3 separate regions of the Mus musculus genome follow, and all the other regions are linked to region 1. The links are chromatin loops, found by intact Hi-C in ENCODE. Cell type or tissue: heart. All regions are shown on one strand. Links, peaks and the distances in the headings refer to the core of each region. The heading gives the core; the rest is flanking DNA.

The links. Hi-C counts contacts between places; a loop is a spot of excess contacts. Peaks named below come from ENCODE experiments on the same cell type or tissue, not always from the same donor. Only the 100,000 strongest peaks of a DNase experiment are listed, where the experiment ranks them.
Region 2: a loop joins it to region 1, with 2.2 times the contacts of the local background. A loop is called at or near these places in 5 of 42 quality-filtered maps.
Region 3: it touches region 1 in a loop (4-fold over the local background); 29 of 42 quality-filtered maps call a loop at or near these places.

What each region holds. Positions count from the first base shown.
Region 1 is chr2:74,713,380-74,718,279 of GRCm38, forward strand. All of the region lies in intron 1 of Hoxd3 (homeobox D3), which reads left to right. It overlaps Hoxd3os1 (homeobox D3, opposite strand 1), which reads right to left and starts at 2,751. Exons shown (of 3, transcript NR_027899.1): 1 at 2,327-2,751; 2 at 892-1,022. In heart, for the core only: a CTCF peak has its summit at 2,551 (motif pointing right); a DNase peak (open chromatin) is centred at 2,602; H3K4me3 peaks cover 698 bases; H3K27me3 peaks cover 4,000 bases.
Region 2 is chr2:74,823,282-74,828,181 of GRCm38, forward strand. It overlaps Mtx2 (metaxin 2), which reads left to right and starts at 2,531. Exons shown (of 10, transcript NM_016804.4): 1 at 2,531-2,762. The coding sequence starts at 2,723. In heart, for the core only: no CTCF peak of the experiment used is centred there; DNase peaks (open chromatin) are centred at 2,620 and 2,990; H3K4me3 peaks cover 1,780 bases; H3K27ac peaks cover 1,319 bases; H3K27me3 peaks cover 543 bases.
Region 3 is chr2:75,587,943-75,592,842 of GRCm38, forward strand. All of the region lies in intron 2 of Gm50595, which reads right to left. Among named protein-coding and RNA genes, the nearest start is that of Gm39853, 23 kb to the right of the region's middle. In heart, for the core only: CTCF peaks have their summits at 841 (motif pointing left) and 2,470 (motif pointing left); a DNase peak (open chromatin) is centred at 2,439; H3K4me3 peaks cover 988 bases; H3K27ac peaks cover 325 bases; H3K27me3 peaks cover 1,058 bases.

The DNA.
Region 1 (4,900 bases), core at 291-4,290:
CATTGCGCATAAGACTGCACATGGCGGTGGGCCATAGTCCCCAACGTGCTTATCGACAAATCCTTATTGTTTGCCCAGATATTCCAGTATAACAGTGTTGGCTGTACAAATACTTGTGAACAATAGGTGATATGTTTGTAGAAAGGTGTTTTTAGTAATTAAGGATGGAATCACTCTCATTTCAAAATGGAGGACCAGTTGATGTCTGCAGAATTGTTCTGGGTCGGTAACTCAGAGGGCTCACTGTCTCTGGAGTGGGTTTTTGTTTCTTATTTTATTTTTATTCGGAGCGTCTGTATCTTGTAAGCAGTTCCCTATTACACATTGATGACGCTGAGAGTAAGAGGAAACATTCCCTTTGGAAAAACAAGCTCCTTGACTGCGTCCATAGGCCCTGCAGCTAGCTAGGTTCATTGAAGTTGGGTGGGGCTCAAAGACTTGATGGCCTGAGTCTGGGTGGGGCTGGGGGTGGACTTGGAGTTCTGAGGCTGGGTGGGGCTGGGGTGGGCTGGATGCTCGGCTGGCCAAGTTGTAGGTTTGGGGTTTCAGCTGCTTTTTCCTGGGTTTGGTGGCCCAGCGTGTTTCGGTGAAGAACGTGGTTCTGATTACACAGAGGAAGGTGGTGCCAGGTGCAAACATGGAGGATGTAGGGTATCATTGTGAGCCTCGTGGTGATATTCAAAGCTTATTGGAAAGAAACGGTTGGTTGCCACTTGAGAAATAAACGTTTGGGAAGTCGCACATTTTCTCTACAAGGAAAGGCTAAGAGGCTGACACCGCCATAACTGCCTTCATTGTCTCTGTGAACCTAACAACAAAAAATAAACAAAAAAGGAAAGAAAACCGGAGAGAAAAAGAAACGAAATTTAAAGATTATTCGGAGCCTAAGACCTTAGAGGTTTCTGGGCAAAACTCCCAGCGTCCTGGGTCCAAACTTCTATTTATAGACTGGGGAGCCAATGTCCTGGCCTTGGTTTCTTCTTGGGTGGACACAAGAGCTGGGAGTGCAGTCTCTGGAAAGTCTAGGAAATAAAGCAAAGTTCGCTATTACAAACGTAGCCAAGAAAACTGGCTGAAAATCAACCGTCTTTTTCCTATCATATCTTTCTACTAATACGTATATTTTGCCAGAATTCTGTTCTCTGAGTCCAAGAGGCAGGGGAAACCGGAACAAAGACAGTATTTCACCCTGGGCTGGCAGGCAGCTGTTAGAGGTGTTTACGGCCTTGTCGCAGTGCGGCGGAGGCCAGTGAGGGTTTTCGGGGGCACAGGAAGCTGTGGAGAAGCAACCAAGAACTCGGAATTCCGATTTAAATCCAATTTAGGTGCACTTTTTCGGAAATGATAAAAATAGATACCATTGTTTCAAAGGAAAGTATCTCCTAGACTTGATAGTTTTGCAAAACTAGAGGAGAAATTATGCTCTCTAAACCCAGGGTGGTGTTCCCCCTCTCTGTTAACAGATGACAGGGAGAAGCTGCACCCCATATGTGAAAATTCTAATTCAAAGACAACACTGAGTGTCCATCTGCAACATGGAGATTTTGTTGATTTGATTGAACCAGACTAGAAAGATTGATTTGAGGCATTAATTCAGATTTTCCTGCAAAAGAAAACCACGTGTTTCATGCCTCTTTTAGATAGGATTCTCGAGTCCTTCCACAGCCAGGCGCTGGAGTGGTGTGCGTTGGAACCCCCGGCACTGTGCTTGAGGCGGCATCGCTCAGAGCCTCTGCAGTGCGGGGCCGCGCACGCCCAGCGCATGTGCAGTGAAATAGCCCAGCCCAGGGATTGACCCAGTACTGCACAGACTGGGGGAGGGAGCGATAGGAGGAGATAACCAGACCCATTACCCCTTCCTTAGGCTTTGCTGCTCACCGTTTCTTCCTTTCATCTAAAGATAGCCACGACTTTACCCTTGACTACAATTACTTTCAATCTTAGACTTAAACCACCCCACCCTAATGTGTCTGTACACTAGAAATAGGTTGCAAATATGAGCTAGTAGTGAGTAGAATTTTTTTCTTTTCCAGGTGTACACACACACACACACACACACACACACACACACACACACACACGACCCTCAGAAATAGTTTTTTTTTTTTTTCAGACTGGCGCTGCGGCTCTGGGAAAAGGCCTTTCTTCCTGGTGCCCGTTCAAACTGACAAACTTCGGGACGATCGTTCTTGTAACGAACACCAGCACAGCACATTCTAAAGCTCAGGCTCAGCAGAGAGCAATCAGATAAACAAATAAGTAAATAAATAAACAAACAAACAAACAAACAAACAAACAAACTGGAGGGATTTTCCTCCTGCCTCACCTAATCAAGGAGAGATGAGATGCTCGCTTCTGGGTCACAGGCTTGTTGTCTGAGCTGGGGGTGGGGCGGTAAGAGGTAGCCTCAAGGACTTTTGGACTCCTTTTTGCCTCTCCAGTGGACGTGGCAGAATCAACTTCTGATGTCCCAGGAAGGAAGTGCCTAGTCTAGGTTTTCTAGGGCTGGTGGTGTCCCTTTTCGGTTGTCTGGAGCTTTGTCCAGGAGGAGGCGCTGTAGGACAAGCGTCTCGCTGGCTTCGCCGATGCCGCCCATGCCCTGGGTGGGAGGGGAATGGGAGGACACAAGAGCCACCCGTTCTTCTGCCCCGCCTTCCACCTCAGCTCGCTCAGCGCTCAGCGTGCGTGGCATCAGACAAGGGTGGGTGGTGTGATCACTTGTCCGCCAGCTGCCCTCAACCAGGCATCTCTGAGGTCTTTGGAACCTGAAAACTGATGCCGGGGTGAAAGGCCACCTTGTTTCCCTCGGCGACCCAGAGGGGGCGTTATTTCCTCATTCTGTACTCTAGGAACAGGCAACCAGATTTTGTGATAGAGCAAGCTGTTCCTAAACCTCAGGGCCCCAGTGAGAAGCAGCACCCCATGAACAGCTTCAGTTCTTGCCTTTCACTTGTCCCAAGTTCCTAGTACCCAGGACAGGCAGCTTGGGGAAGCACAGCATGGATGGAGACCCTTTCTAGCAAGGCAACTGACCTCCTCCTGCTAATTTAGAACAGCGCCTGGGCCCTGTGACACATTTCTGACTCTCTGAAAGTCTGAGGCAATCCCACCTGCACCCCATAGCTTGCGAATCATGCTGGTGTGTGGACTTCTGTCCCCAACACTCCTGCCTCACCACTGTGCTCGTCGCAGGCCTACTGTGTGGTTCGCCGGCTGGTCTCCGTTCAAAGGTGACAACTCACCCAGCTTCACTGATCCTCAGTTGACCCCTAGCAATGTCCCCCTCTTTGTTAATTTAGGGCAATGATTCTCAGAGGTCTGTGTGAGCCCAAATGTCTGGATAAATGAGGTTTCTAGGTTCCACACCAAACACCCTGAATTCAAATGTCAAGAAGCAGTGTCCAGGCATCCTGAAAACACTCTCCCCAAGGCAATGAAGATATGTACATAGGTTGGAGAGCCATGGGTTAAGGGTGTCTCCTGCTTAGCTCTTTATTCTCCTGGTCCTGAGTTTCTTCTTTGTCTACACTGGGCATACCCAAAGCCCCTGGAGTTACAATCATGACTATCTGGGTTTTGTTTTTGTTTTTGTGTTTTTTTTTTTTTTTTTTAGTTACCACACTATAGGTGAGTAATTTCTTCCATTTTATGCATGAAATTACGGGGTCTATGCATTCCTCACGCTGGGTTTTGCAAGTGCCAAGAGCAGGTTCTAAACTAAGTTCAGGCTTAATTGGGTTCAAATTCAAACCCTACACTTGCTTGATGCTTGGCCTTCAGTGAGCAGGACAATGTCTTTGAGCTCATTTCCTTCTTTGAAAGTAGGAATAGAAAGAGTATCATCAAGAGTTCTTATGAGGATCTTACTTTTTTAGAGACAGGATGTCATTATGTTACCAGACTGGCCTTGGACTTATGGCAATCCTTATGGCAGTCCCCAGGGTACCATGGGGTGTAAGCCCACCACACATGTCTTAGTTTTTACTTCCATGTTACTTTTATATTGAGCACAATCCTAACTGTGTTGAGTATACTTATTAGCTAAGTACTTAAAACAGTGCTTCGGCACATAAACATTTAACACCATTAATGGTATTGGCCCCGCTTTCTCATAAGTAAGACCTTGGATTTTCCAGGCAAAAGAAACTAGCTTATTTTCTCACTAAATCCTTGAGTTCTATACAGGATAAAAGAGACCTAAACTGGACATGATGGTTCATGCCTATAGTCCCCACACTTAGGAAGCGGCAGCAGAAGGATCAACATTTGAATTTGAGGCCAGCCTAGGCTTCATATGGAGTTCAAACCCAGCCTAGACTACTTAGCAAGTCCCTATCTCAATGAAACAAAGCAATAAAATAAATCTTGGTCAGGTGTCATTGGCAATGGCCTCTCAGATCTCAGTGTCTAGTACCCAGGAGGAAAGCTCTCTTGGCTCTTTAACAGGTGGCCTTACACTCCAGTAGGTGTGTTTGGAACTTCTTGGGAGGGCTTGCAGTCTCTCCTAAGCTCACTGTCAGGTCCTCTAGTCCCTTTCAGCATCACCCTGTTGTCCTGTCAGCCGCACCCACCCAGAGGGTCATTCTTGTACAGTCCCAGGGCATCCTAGTCACCTGGACTGTGAATGGGGTGGAGTAAGAAAGGAAAAAGCCAGGCCCTTCTCCCTAGCTTAATCTACCTGAACCCTGTGATTTAGGCATCGTGGCCATGGCCAAACCCAAGTCCTAACTTGGGCAAGGGTAGTGACAAAGTGTGCTTTTGGAAGGACTTATCCTTCAAGTTTTCCAAGGTCCTTCCATTTCCTTGAAAGGAACAAACAAAAATTTGGAGATAGGACCCTGTTGCGAAGCTCAAACTTGTCACAAACTGTCAATCATCCTGCCCCAGCCTCCCACAAGTG
Region 2 (4,900 bases), core at 420-4,419, 110 kb after region 1:
CTAGTGCCTTTCCTTTACGAGTCCTCCTTTCCCTACCAGACATTGGATCTACAGAAGCCTTGGTTTTGGATTGAAGAGCTTTTCAAACTGAGCAATAAACCTGCTGCTTAAAAATGACCCAGTCTAGCTAGGTGTGGTGGATCATACCTTTAATCCTCTAGAGGCAGAGGTAGGAACGTCTGTAAATTTGAGGCCAGCCTGGTTTACATAGTTCTAGGACAGCCAGGCAGCCAGGGCTATGTAGAAAGACTCTGCTTAAAAAAAAAAAGAAAAAGACAAATTAACCTTAACCAGTCTAAGGTATTTTCTTCTAGCATCTAGGGCAGGTTAAGACACTTGCTTTAGTAGCAAAGGCAGAGTGTCTTAACCCAGTGCTTCAGAGGCACCCCAGCCCCTGTTTATCTGTGTTCCTGTGTAGCATGCCGACTGAAACTGCAGAATCATTCCATTTGTCTGACTCTCGCTCTCTTGCTCCCCAATCTGTCTCCAGCCTCTGACTCTAGCATCCTTCTCCATTTGGGGCTCACCTCTACCCCTCACACTTGCTTATTGTTTTCCCAGTCAAATCCTGGGATAGGACACTACATCTGATCCAAAACAGTCAGAGCATAGCATCTATAGCTTCAGAAAGGCAACGGATAAAAGAGGCCAGCACAACTTGATGTGACAATAGACTTCCAGTTTTTCAAAGCCGTACGTACATAAAATCCCTTGTGTAAAGGACAAGAATGGAAGGGTTGATTGGCAGGAAGATACCTACAACAGCTCATTTCTCTGGGTCAATATCAACCTCAGGATGAGGAGGAAACTGGGTGCCACATACACTGTTGGGGTTTCCTCCCTCAGCACAAACAGATGGCATCCTACCATCTTCCTTGTGTTTCTATAAGCCTCTCATGAACTCTGAACTTCAGGCAGAGAAAAAGATGCTTTCAGAAGTACTTTGTGTCTATTTAAATGAGGAAGCTTAAGTTTGGTTGAATAGACTTCTCATTTGCTGTGGGGGCTACTGATACCTGCTCTGGTTTACTCTTCAAAACTTCTTACCATTTTATGTCCTCTGAGAAGACTTCTATATACTAGCCTCTGGTATTTATGGATGTGACCATATTTGCAAATTGGCTCTGCAGATAAAACCAAGAAGAGGTCATAAAAAAAATGAGTAGGCCTTAATCCATTGGCTGGTGCCTTCAGTGGAAGACAGAAGTTTGGACAAACAGATGCAAGGGAGAATGTTGCCTAATGGTGGGAGCAAAGGTGGAAATGACTTGTCTAAAGCCATGGAATGCCCAGGAACCCTGGAAATCCTAGAAGCTGGGCAGATGGAGGAAGGACATTTATTTCTATGTCCTTGAGAGCAAGCATCGTCTTGCCAACACTTTAACCTCAGACTTCTAGCTTCCAGAACCAGAGAGTAAATGCATCCGTTGTTTTAAACACCCAGTGTGTGATAATCTGTCCCGCACCTCTAAGAAAGCAATATACTACTTAAGTATATGAACAGAAATTTAGACAATAAACTGTAATGGAGGGTCAGAGATCTGTGGACAAGAAACAAAATCGCCAGGCGTGGTGGTGCACACCTTTAATCCCAGCACTCGGGAGGCAGAGGCAGGCCAGGTACAGTAGTTTACTCTAGGGTTGGGTGGGAGGTGGGCAGGGACAGACCAAGTTCCGAGTGTTGTTGGCCAGCCTAATCCTTGTGCTCCAGATTCTCAGTGAGAGACCCTATCTCAAAATAGAGGATGGAGAGCAACTGAAGAGGTACTGAGACACTGACCACTGTACAAGCTGATGCATGTGTGTGTATGGGCTATGCTACCGAGCCTGAAGACTTGAGTTGGATCCCTGGAACCCACATGGTTGGAGAGAACTAAGTACCAAAAGTTGTCTTGGGTCTATACACTGACACACACACACAACAACATCGTCTCACCTCTCCGAGCCATGTTCTCATCAGCGAAAGGGGGCTTTGGCTCACCAAATGATTTCTGAAATCAAGTGTAACTTTATGCTTCTAATTTTCTAATTCTGTAATATTTATGATTTTTGGTCAATTGTAACCTATAGTTAAAAAAAAAAAAGATTAGACTAAGAGGAAAGATTCAAGGGATCTAGCGCCCTTCCTTTTACTCTTGTTCCTTCTACACTCAGAAACAAGTAATTGAAGTGCTTTATTCTCCAAGCTTCATTTTGGGTGCTTGGAGTTGAAAGATTAAATTATGTCTCAGCTCACAAGCTGTGTAAGCCTCCTTCTGGCTAGCGCATTTGAACAAATAACCAACACTAATATCAGTCTATGGACCCCGAATCCTACAGTTAGTGGAATTGAGAGAATTCCTGAGTTTCTGGGCTCCAGTAGAACCAGACCAGGCACTTGAACCTCTTGAAGCTGTTTCTGTCTTGTTGAACTGCTGAAAGGTTGCAATCAAATCCAAAAGACTCTAGCCAGAGAGCCTGCTCTCTTAGGGCTCTCGCAGGTCCGGAGCGCGCGGGGCGGAGCAGCCGGAAGTGCCGGCGCGCGTTGTCAGCGACGCCGGAAGTGCTTGGTCGGCCTGGCGGTAACCTTGCGGGCCGAGCCACCGCTGCCGAGGTGAGCTCTGCTCGTCTTAGCGTTGGCCCAGCGAAGCTCGTCAGCTGCCGGGGGAAGGCCGCCGAGGTCGCGCGGGAGGGCGCCGAGCGCCGCGGAGCTCAGGCGCGCGCGCAGGACCTCGCAGCCGACATGTCTCTGGTGGCGGAAGCGTTCGTCTCCCAGATCGCAGGTAGCCCGTGTGGGCGCCGACGGGGCGGCGTGGGTGGCGGCGGGGATCCGCGTGGGGAGGCGGAGGGCTGGAGTTTCCCTGTAGCCGTGGGTCGAGGGTGCTGAGTCTACAGCCCGGGTGGAGGCGGCAGCGGCCATGGAGGCTTGGCCTCACTTTCTGGATGAGGAAACTGAGGACACATGGCCAAGGTCACCCTGCAGGGACAGAGTCCTGACCTCACTCCCTCCGCGGCGCTTTGTTCCCCGACTCCGCGGTTTAGGTGGCGGAGGCCCGGGGCTGGGGATCGAGGTGGGGGCGTGGCCACGGGTTGGGTCCTCGCCTCCCCCAAGGTTTCCGTGGGAATAGGGCAGCCTCTCTGCTCTTGGGTTCTCAAGTTTAAGGTGACTGTCACTCTTGAGCTGCCCTTCTTTACCTGTTGTTGATGGGTCACCCGAGTTGTTCTCCAAGCCATTTGCAAAGTCTGTGGGATTCTTTGAATTATTCTTAATGGGCATGAAGTTTAAAGAAAGTAAACATCTTTTGACACACACACACACACACACACACACACATTCGTATTGAAGTTTTTATTTTGGCGAAAGTGGCTATGATAGAAAAAAAGAGTCAAGTTAATGGGATGAATGTTAATTCCAGCAGTGTTTTCAACGTTCGAATGAGGAGATAGTCACTAAGATAAACAGTCGTATTTGGGGTAAAGTAGTACATTGGAAATGAAAGTATAATGTGTTATCAACTTTTCGAAACGCTTTCCATTGTATTGAATTTGTGTGAACTTAGATTTCCTTTAAAATAGCATTTTATAGGAGAGAGGATAGAAGAGAGATTGTAAGCTTCATGAAAGCAGGGAATTTTGTTTCCCATTGTATCCTAGGACCTGTCTGTCAGTTCTCTTTAAATACCCATGACTTGAGTAAATAACACAGATTTCAAGTAATGTTTCTCTCTGACTTTATCAGTGAGGTTGAAAAAGTCAGGCCTCTGACTTGAGGTCAGTGGTTTATTTTAGACTGATACTATGTCATAAATCATTTCACAGTATATGTTTGTATTCTGAATGTATATATCCAATGTGTGATTTCTTTTCAACAAGAAAACAAGAAATGGTATTTGATAAACTTTTGATAAGTTCAGAATTCTACCTCAGTTAGTGAAGTTTACAAATCCCCAGGAAGTTTGTATTTGTCTTAAGGTGCTTGTAGTGGTCTGTTATGGTAGTAGGACATATTTAAAGCTAGATAGTTCAGTAAATAGAAAGTAGTATAGGAACAGCTCCTAAGTCAAAATATAGCATGAATTAATTCTCGATGTATTAAAGATTTAAATGTAGCACAAACGAACTTACAATAAAATAATAGGGAAAAAAACAAGGGCAAATACAGGGTATTATTTTTGTAAGATTGGATAGCAGGAGTTTCTAAGCAAAACATGGAGTATACATTCCATAATCGAAATGGTTGTATAAGAATATAGAAAGTTTTTGATGTTAAAAGACACCATGGGACCTGGAGGGCATCATCCTGAGTGAGGTAACACAATCACAAAAGAACTCAAATGATATGTACTCACTGATAAGTGGATATTAGCCCAGAAACTTAGTATACCGGAGATATAAGATACAATTTGCAAAACACATGAAACTGAAGAAGAACAAAGACCAAAGTGTGGATACTTTGCCCCTTCTCAGAATTGGAAACAATCACCCATGGAAGGAGTTACAGAGACAAAATTTGGAGCTGAGACAAAAGGATGGACCAGCTAGAGACTGCCATATCCAGGGATCCATCCCATAATTAGCCTCCAAACGATGACACCATTGCATACACTAGCAAGCGTTTGCTAAAAGGACCCTGATATAGCTGTCTCTTGTGAGACTAGGCCGGGGCCTAGCAAACACATAAGTGGATGCTCACAGTCAGCTATTGGATGGATCACAGGGCCCCCAATGGAGGAGCTAGAGAAAGTATCCAAGGAGCTAAAGAGATCTGCAACCCTGTAGGTGCAACAACATTATGAACTAACCAGTACCCCGGAGCTCTTGACTCTAGCTGCATATGTATCAAAAGATGGCCTAGTCGGCCATCACTGGAAAGAGAGGCCCATTGGACTTGCAAACTTTATATGCCCCAGTACAGGGGAAC
Region 3 (4,900 bases), core at 420-4,419, 870 kb after region 1:
ACTACTTTGTATATGACAAAACAAAATTAACTTTGGCATTATAACCCCTTCATCTGGCATTTCTGACTGGCCCTGAGTTTTGAATAAAGAATTAGACGTCTTAAAAACCAACCGACATGTGTTCTCTTGGCCCACAATACTAACTCACTGTGGGTTTGTAAGAGATGTAATGGCTACCTACCATACATTTTCCAAGATTGTAAACATAATTGCTACTTACTAAAGCAATCCTGTTCTGGAAAGAAGAATTCTGAAGATAAAGATAGGTTTCTGAAGGTTTTTGTTCTGTGTGTGTGTTGTGGTTGTTGTTGTTTTGTTTTGTATTGTTTTGTTTAATATTGAAGGTGTTTAGCTTTGAATTTAAGTGAAAATACTATCTTAGTGACTAATGTTAGATTTTTAAATAACATTTTAATTGGTTGGAGTTTTTCCCAATATCTACCCTTCCCTTTCATAAAACTGGCTTCTACTGAAACATCTTTATGGATTTAAAAGTGACAACAAATTTAAACTAAAACTCTAGTGTTTGAATGGTCTTTTCAGGTTAAATGCCTATCAAAATGTAAATAGATGATTTCTTCTCCAGCAAGATGAGATCGGGTTTTTAACCTGGCCAATTGCCCATATAAACAATCTTTAATATTATTTGGTCATCTTTTGGTAATTAAAATGGCATATCACAACCACTTTAAATTTATATCCATGTGACAAGAAAGTTATTTAAGGCGTAACTGTGGATAGAGGAAATGTCTCTTTAACAGATTCTTTCAGGAATGCATCTAACAGGAAGCAAAGGTTTTCAACGGCACATAAAAACAAGAAGCAGTTGAACAGCGCCACCCAGAGGTAAGAAGTATATTACATCCAGAGATGATATCGCGAACCTTACACTCACTCAGCCGTCCTTACAGCCACTTCCAGATGTTTCTCTAGTAATATATCAGACATTGCTGGCTCCTGGGTCTGTATTGAAATCTAACATTTTAGTAAGTAAAATTAAATGTTTTGCTGTAGAAAAGGTGCTTTATTTCTGCTTGTTAATTCCTGTCTTTTGAAACAATAAGCACAGGTTGAATAAGAGGCAACACGCCTTCCAGAAATGCAGATAGTTCACCCACCTTTCTTTAAGTAAACGAAATTATTAGGAAAGCCCATTTTAAAAGAATCACTCTGTCCCTACTCCACTATTTCCATACACCCCTAATTACTTTTCTGTCTGGGTTTGTTGAACTAATGCATATTTCTGAACCAAGATTATATACCATTGGAAGAGATCTTAAGAAATCCATTGAAAGCCTGCCATCAGCACCATAAAAAGAGGATTACATACATAAGAACCCTGGGCAAGTACAAAAAAAGGTACTTTTATTATTATTTTACAGGAACTATAAATTTGACTTTTAAAAAAATCTTATTTTGTGCTCAGGATATGGTGCAGGCAAAACACCAGACACACAAAGATACCTTTAAATTTTTTAAGAGTTATTTTGGCCGAAATCAAAATGAGCTTGCCGATCTGTAATTACAGAATCGGGGTACCCTTGAACCCAAGACAGAGATGCTGCTGCATTGAGCTACACTACAGGAAAAAGGCCTCGTGTTCCCCCACCGCCTTCAGCCAGCTCAGATAAACCAGCACAGGCAAGCTTTGCAGAAACGCGTAGAACCGGTCTCAGGGTTGCTCCTAAGCAGAGTTGTACGCGTGCGTGCGGGGTAACCCAGGGCTTTGGAGGCCCTGCGTGCGGGGTCTGTAACTGCGTTGCCATAGCTATCTGTCACGCGTTCCTGTCAAGACTCCCGGCTGCTGCTTTCTAATCGCCTGAGAAGCAGCCTTCCTGTGACAAGAATCAGGCTCCTCCGTTCTGATCTGCATCTTTAGCCTAACAATGAGAAATGGGTTTCCATAAACTTAAAAGAGGCAAAGAAATGATGCCAAAGCCATTACTTGCTGCTTCGGATTGGAAGGAAGACACCTGTCCCTTTTTAGACCAGTAATAAAGGATAAAACTATGACAAAGCCGTCAGCGTTTCATCTGGAAAATAAAGGGAATCAGCTGGCGCTCTCCTAAAGAAAAACAAAATGCCTTCCCCTCCCACTCTGAAATCTGCATCAGAATCTAGCCTCGATTTCACGTTGTGCTCAACCTTACAACATGAGAGAAAATTATACTGTCATGAAAACCAGTGCAGAAGGATCTCGTTCTTTTTAATGCTCCCCTCGTGTCTTTATCCCTTTCCTCTAAATAGCCATGGCATTGTCCACCTCAGTGTTTTGGTTTGAAGCCGCTTCAGGGGCTTCTGGTTTTGCAGCCTGCGGTTTGAGGTTGATCAGGCTGCAAGCTGCAGCTGTGGGAACCCCAGGCTTAAGGCATTTGGAGTTGGTCTTGGGCAAGCTGCCTCACCAGGGATAGCACAGCGCTCCCTAGCCTGGTTTAGAAAACCCACAGCATTACAGCGAAGGCCCATGCGCGCCACCTAGTGGACACGATCTGCCTGGGGTGTCATCAAGACATGGTGGGTTATATAAAAATCTGCAACCCCTATAGTTCGCCAATAAATACACTTTTCTTCATACTATAGTCAAACCGACGAGGAAGGGGACATATTTTAAAAGAAAGTGTCAAATGCATTAACTCACAAAAGCTTCAAGACTGTCTTTTCAAATATAAATATTATTCAGCCCTTCCTTTGGGGCTCAGGAAACCCGGAGGGGAAGAGGAGGCAAAAAGAGCCAGAGGGGTGGAAGATACCAAGGAAACAAGACTTTTAAACACAACAGGACTGGTGCACATATGAACTCCCAGAGATGGAGGTAGCACGCGGGGCGGGGCGGGGGGGGGGGGGTGTCCTGCACCAGATGCAGATGAAAGGAGGAGAGGACACACTCCACAGTGCTAATCCAGAAACTCTCTCCAATCTATAACCACTTGGAAATGAAAATTTTGTTTTCTCCAAGGAAGTCTCACTGGAGAAACAAACCACTCTTAAGGGCAGGCTGCAGTGCCCAACAGGAGAGGCCGACTGAAAAGGAACCCAGTGGTGACTTTAAGGTTCCTTGTCTCCTAACTCCTTACGTCAGAGCTTTTTTATTAAAATAAATAAATAAATACACCGGGTAGTGGTGGTGCAAGAAAAAGTTACTGTTATTTTATTACAATTAGTTTTACTTTATAGGTTTTGTGTATACACCATGGATTCCAGGTTTGCGGTTTTATGGGTGTGCCAAGAAGTGAGTCTCTTTGTCTGCAGCTGATTCTTGTGCCTTTTCTTGAGTTCTTGTGCCTTCTGTTTGTTTGTTTTGTTAGATTCTGATTTGTTTTTGTTTTATCTCATTATATTTTATTATTATCCCTTAGAAGCCTGTTTGTTTTCTAAGGAAAGACAGAAAGGGAGTGGACCTCAGTGGGAGGGGAGGAGAGGGGAGGGGAAAACTGAGAGAAATAGAGAGGGAGGGGACCACAACCAGAATACAGTGTATGAAAACTCTATCTTCAATAAGATTGTGTGTGCGTGCATTCGTGTGTGTGTGCGTGTGTGTGTGTGTGTGTGTGTGTGTGTGTGTGGTCTGTGTGTGTGTGCATGTGTGTGTGTCTGTGTGTGTGTGCATGTGTGTGTGTCTGTGTGTGTGTGTGTGTGTATTTGATATATATACATATACATCAAATATCAAAATGCTGTGTTACTTTTACCTTTATGGAGAAAGGGGAAGGTTCGTATTGACTGGCATGCATGAAGGCCCTGGGTTTGAGTCTCAGCAATGCACAGTCATGCCAATAATTTGATTTTTAACACCCCCCCCACTCCAAAAAAATAAGTCTTTCTTGTTTCTCCTCTTTTTCTGCACATTATTTCCTGGATGAAAGCACTTCATTTTTTTTTTTCTTAGCCAAGTTGTATAAGACCTCATTCAAATCACAGTCCCTAGGAAGTTCCTCAGACCGATCTGAACTCATGGGAGACTAAACCTTCTTTAAAAGTGTCACTTGTAAAGATTTCCTGATTGTCTCGTCTCCATGATCTCCTTGATTGGCTTCAGCTGCCTTCAAAGGCTTCTTCAATGTTGAGTGAGCAGCTTTGACACAGGTGACAGCCCTGTCGGGATAATATAAACACGCCAGCATCCCTTCCAAGGCACAGCAACAGCAACGCCCGTTTACGGAGCTCCAGAAAAGCCAGCCCTTTGTGCAGCAGGTACTGGGTCCTCAGCAGCCCCACTGGGTGCTCACAACACCTAAGCTTGAGAGATAGGAGCCTTAGTGACACGAGAAATAAGAAATAGAGCCGAGCTGGAACCCTAGCCCAGCTCCTGGCTCCAGAGTTTAGATGCCGAACACTTCATCTATCTTCTCTGTTGTGATTACGTGAACGCTGCACGTCAATCTTACTGCTGGTTGTATTCTATCTCAGTGCCTCCCTTTCCCGAAAACCAGTTACCAATTTATTCCCCCATCAAATTACTTTAGATCGTGGCTAAAGCTATTTGAGTTTGTTGGGAGCACTTCCCACTTTGTTCCTCAAAGGATGAAGTTACTACAGTCAAAAGATTTGTACAGAGGAGGGAAAAGAAATCACTGATGAAAAGACCAAGGTAGGAAACTATGCCAGCTGCCTTCTGGCTGAGCGCAACAGAGCGGTGCAGGGCTGTGGGGCGTGGGAGGTCCGGTGCCCACCGGTTCTTTTTGGTTTTTCGGCTCACCTGACCTCTTAGATAGACAGTCTGATTGGAAAATAAACACTCTTGCAGCTCCGCAAGCTTGGCTGAGGTAGGCAAAGCCACCTGCCAGCTTCAAATTCAGGAAAGGAATCCCAAGACTCTCAGATATTTGAAGATGTTTAAAATTGCTCTCGTAATGTTTGAATGCAGAAAGGGGCTTTTCAAAGAAGCAGGAGGCTTTCCAAT